2 separate regions of the Homo sapiens genome follow, and region 2 is linked to region 1. Evidence: read pairs that join two places in POLR2A ChIA-PET (ENCODE). Cell type or tissue: Panc1. All regions are shown on one strand.

What was found. Peaks named below come from ENCODE experiments on the same cell type or tissue, not always from the same donor. Only the 100,000 strongest peaks of a DNase experiment are listed, where the experiment ranks them.
Region 2: POLR2A ChIA-PET joins it to region 1 with 11 read pairs; 1 of 35 experiments calls an interaction of 5 or more read pairs at or near these places.

Annotation. Positions count from the first base shown.
Region 1 is chr15:70,874,003-70,876,502 of GRCh38, reverse strand. It overlaps a transcript of LRRC49 not described here. Among named protein-coding and RNA genes, the nearest start is that of THAP10, 17 kb to the left of the region's middle. RefSeq lists enhancers at 154-353, 364-423. In Panc1, CTCF peaks have their summits at 1,063 and 1,266; no DNase peak of the experiment used is centred here; H3K27ac peaks cover 2,374 bases.
Region 2 is chr15:70,740,830-70,743,329 of GRCh38, reverse strand. All of the region lies in intron 1 of UACA (uveal autoantigen with coiled-coil domains and ankyrin repeats), which reads left to right. Among named protein-coding and RNA genes, the nearest start is that of UACA, 21 kb to the left of the region's middle. In Panc1, no CTCF peak of the experiment used is centred here; DNase peaks (open chromatin) are centred at 1,299 and 2,011; H3K4me3 peaks cover 519 bases; H3K27ac peaks cover 2,292 bases.

The DNA of each region.
Region 1 (2,500 bases):
GAAGACTGGATGAAATGTCACTGCATACTACCAAAGCATGTCATGCATAGCCCATCATGGCATTTATCACCTTGTGTTGTGACTGTTTACTAATCTCCCCCACTAGACTCTACACAGCCTGAAGGTAAAGACAGTAGTTCACTGTGCCAAGCACTGTTCTAAGGGTCTAAGGGGTTTCCAAATGTTCTTCCTACATGGTAAGGTTTTACAAGCATTTGCTAAATGAATACTGAATGTTGAGTTTCAGAAGATAATGAAACAGGAAAGCAGATGTGTTTCTCAGGCAATTCGAGTAGTGAGGTGTAGAGATGTAGCTTTCAGAGGCATTTACATGAAAGTGATCGTTGAAACCATGATGTAGGATCCCTAAAGGAGAGTTTTTAGACTTCCTGTGGCACTTAAAGTCTTCATTATTTACCTGGCAAAAGTGATCGAAAATGAGAAGCTGGAGAGACCAAGAACATGCACTTAAGCCTGTCTTATCCATTAATTGAATTAACTTCTGAATATTCAAGAGTTGGCTCTGCAGATAATCCACTAAAAAAAAAGAAAAAAGAAAGAAACTGTCTAGCACTTGCTCCTTGCATCTTCCCTTTATGTACCAAGAATCATGATCAGTGACATTTAGGAAAGTGGGAGAAAAAATTATTGGGACATGGCAACAGCCTGGATGCTTCTTTCACCCTGGCTGAATACCGAAGTTCCAATCTAGGCTCCAAGACGCTTATCGGCTATAGTGTACTTAGATAAATTACATTATCTCTCTGGGCCTGAGTCTACTCCCATGCAAAATTGTGATTTTAGTACCTACAACATATTTCTGTTGAGAAGATTACAATATGAAAAACCTAGAACACTGCTGGGCACATGGTAAGTGTTCCATAACTCTTAGCTAGAGGCAGGAAAGGATATTGCCTAAGAGGATGGACTTTGTAACACACTACCTAGGCTTCCATTCTAGTTATGCCAATTACTAGGCAGGTTACTTTGCCTTTTTGGGCCGTTCCCTCATCTGTAAAGTACGGCTGTTTTTAGTTCCTCGATCATAGGTTTGTTGTGAGAATTAAATGTATGCTAACCACTTAGAACAGCACCTGACACATTGTAAACATCATGTTAAATATGACTTATAACCCATCAACCCCTTACCCATATATCTTGATTCCGAGCCCTGCCTTTAGTTATGTCCAGTCTCTTTTGTGGCCTCTCATTTTAGTCAATAGTTAGTACACTGGATGTTTTCTAAGTTCATTTCACAGAGACACTAGATGGAGTTGCTGAGCTAAAGCACCAAAGAACTGCTGGGCAGCCGAATTGGAATTTTGGAGCTGAATGGAACTTTAGGGATGGTCTGGTTCACACTTTTATTTTGTAGATGAAGAAACTGAAGATCAGAGAAGTTATCTGGTATAATCCCAGCCTGCAAATTGTCTTAGCAATCCAATGTCTCCATTTCTGGCAAAATTGATCCCACTCTTCATCAGAAATGACTGAATAATGAAGCTGGATGTGCTTGCAACTCTTACTTAGTGAAATCATCTAGAACCATTTGATCAAACTCAAACAATCCTGTAAGCCCCACAGGGGCATGCTGCTGTTGTTCGCTGACTGCTCTGTCTACAATGCCTGGCATGTAGTTCAGTTAATATTTGTTGAAGAATGATAGGGATCTATCATGTTTTTAAAGCTTTAGAGATTGAAAATCTTCCTCAGTACTTGTTCCAATGCTTTCTGAAGGGGATTCCTCCTCATGTAGACTTATTCCTTTCACATATATGTCAGTCCTTTTCTTCTTTTTCTAGATTCCCTGAAGGTGTTATAGCTGGAAAAATCTTCCAGTTAAAATGCCTCATTTTGTCAATGAGGAAATTAACTGAGGCAATTTGTCCATACTCACATAACTGATTAGTGGCAGAGCTGAGATTGAATTTTCTGTAGCTTGTCATCTAAAAACCAAAAAATGCAAACCGCTTCAAAAGACTGTCAACCTTCTTCCACCTGCTCTTTAAATGTTCCCCAACTTGTCTCCAGGTCATAGTCTCCAGCTTATTATCAAATTATCAATTTGATTGCTTCCCACTTGGAGCAGGCTTACTATTTACATCCTTCCTTTTCTTGATCCCAGTTCAAATAACTAGCCTATTCTATCATTGCTGCCCACCCACCTGCCCTTTGTACCTCCTGGCTCTTAATCCCTGTCTTTGAGAAGAAAAGGTAGATCCTCTTTCTCACCTAAACCAGCAGGGATGGGTTTGCAGATATTCCAGGGAGCTCATCCCTCCCTCGTTAGTGTCAGAACAGAAGGATCCCAGACATCTAGAACACTTCCAGGATTGTTCCAAGATGGCGTTTGCAGTTCCGATCAGAGTCTCAAAAGTTATGTTGGGCTCTGAGATAACATAACCCAGGGAAATCCCCAAACAGAAGGTTCCCTAGCTGGACTAAATGACATTCACACACTGGTTTACTAACAACACCCAGGAAATGTAGAGTTTCTACA
Region 2 (2,500 bases), 130 kb after region 1:
GTAATTAAGTTACTAATCATTTGACTTTAGTTTAAAAAGGAGACCTAGGTGTGCCTATTCTAATTACATGAGCTGTTTTAAAAACATAAAGTTTTCTCTGGCTCAAAGCAGAACTGCAAGTCAGAGCAATTTGAAAGATGAGAAGGACTTTTCCTGTTGCTGGCTTGAAGATGGACGGGGCCATGTGAGAAGAAATGTGAGAGGTCTTGAGCTAAGAGAGGCTTGTGGTTAACAACCCATCAGAAACGGGGACCTCAGTCCTATACCTTAAGGGAACTGAATTCTGCCAACAACCAAACGAGCCTGTAAGCAGATTCTTTTCCAGACAAGAACCCAGCCTGGCTGGCACCTTGATTTTGGCCTTGAGAGATCAGACCCCAAGCAGAGAACCCAGTCAGCTCCACCTAAACTTCTGACCTACAGAACTGAAAAATTTTAAATAAATGTTGTTTTTTAGCCTCTAAGTTGGTAGTGGTTTGTTATATGGCAATAGAAAATTGATATGCAAGGCCACTTGGCAACCATGTGAATAAATGCTATGGAAGAAATGGAAATCTCATGAGTGAAAAAAACAAAATAAAAATTATAGGTACAACCTGATAATAGTCATATGAAACATTCACATGGGAAAAGACCTGCAGGGGATATACAAAGATCATAGTTATGGAGTTATGGTAGAATTATGAAATGTTTTTTATTTTTCATTTTTTGGTTATGATACTCCTTTTTATAATTAAAATATATTAATGCAACTTATAATAAACATATTTATATAAAACTAAGAACTTAATTTTATTTGGGAATTTATTACTGGGAACATGCAAATTCATATACCTAAAAGACTCTTGCTGTCAAGTGTTAGATGTGAAAAACTTGTGTGTTTTCCTTAATTTTATGTAATTACTAAATATGTCAGTAAGATAAATGTTATTTAAAACCTGTAGGTAATAAACTAAAAATCCTACATTCCTTGACACTCACCAGTTGACTAGTTTGCTGAGGAAATAGCTTTTGAAAATAGATGATGTGTGGAGGTAGTAGAAGTGGCAGTTGGAAAGATGGGTTTCAAGTTGCTTATGTTATGTATGGCCTTTAAAATGAAGATGTGAAAGGATTTGTGCCTATTATTACTTATAACCATGTTAAGTAATTTAGCCTTAATGAAAGAACCGTATTGCAGGGAGTTCTGTAAGTTAGGCTGTATTAATCAGAACTTTTTTTGTATGCACATTGAGAAAATAGATCAGCAAGTTTTCTAATTGCTCATATCTAATTACATTCCTGCTGTTGAACTGTTTTGACATCCTGGAAAAGGGTGAGTCACAAAAGAGGAAGGAACTACACTTATGATCCATTGTAAACACTTTTGGGTGTGGTGATGTGTTTGTGTGTATCCTAGAACAAATTATCTCATTTAATGCATGGAGGCTATCAGGTAGGTTTTTGTTGTTCATTCTAACCTGTAAGGTGAAATTTCTTGTGGTTGCTTCTAACTGCTAGTATTGAAGATACTCCTGAAAGAGGACCAAAAGTAGTGAAGGAATACTTTTGCATTGTGAGGATGAAACCCTATTCTGTAGTCATTTTTGCATGAACTGACTTATTAAAACTAACGTTTTAATCACATAGTATACTATTGCTTTTCATTGTTCATGAGTAATAACATTGATTCAGTTAAATAGCAATAATTAGAAAAAAATGATTAAAATAACATTTTCATTGAAATTGTGAATACACATGCTTAAATTAGAAACTACTTTTAAACACAAAGCCAACTTTATAAAGAACAGAGTTTTGGAAACTTCCTGGAATGCCCCTCTTTTCCACCTTCATAGTTTCAAAACTTTGGCAAGTATCCCAGTTGTATGCTTGTTGATGACCCTTTCTTTCTGCTGGGCTCCCCAGTTCCTTGTTTGGTACTAGCACATGTATCAAACAGGGAATCAGCACATGCCCCAGATCCCTGTTTGATCCAGCACATGTAGATAGGCCTTGTGGTTCTTTGAAGGGACACAGAGATAGTGAAGAGTAAGATGTAAGTGCTGAGGCTTAGTACAGGACAGACCTTGGGAGTGCAGAAATCAGCCTGCTGTGTTATTTGCCTGCTGTTAAGTGCAGTTCCTGCTGGACTGGAGGTGAAGTGAGAACAGCAGGCTCTTGCCTCACATTTTGGCTTATTGCCTGGCCTTGACAGTGAGTCCCTCCTTATATATTTTGTACCGTAGGCACTTTCCTCTCCCTACTCTCAGCCCAGCCCCCCCTTTTTATTTTTATTTTATTTTATTTTTATTTTTATTTTTTTGAGCACTTTTGCCCAGGCTGCAGTGCAGTGGTGTGATCTTGGCTCACTGCAACCTCTGCCTCCCAGGTTCAAGCGATTCTCCTGCCTCAGCCTCCTGAGTAGCTGGGGCTACAGGCGCCCACCACGACGCCTGGCTAATTTTTGTACTTCTGGTAGAGACGGGGTTTCACCATGTTGGCCAGGTGGTCTCAAACTCCT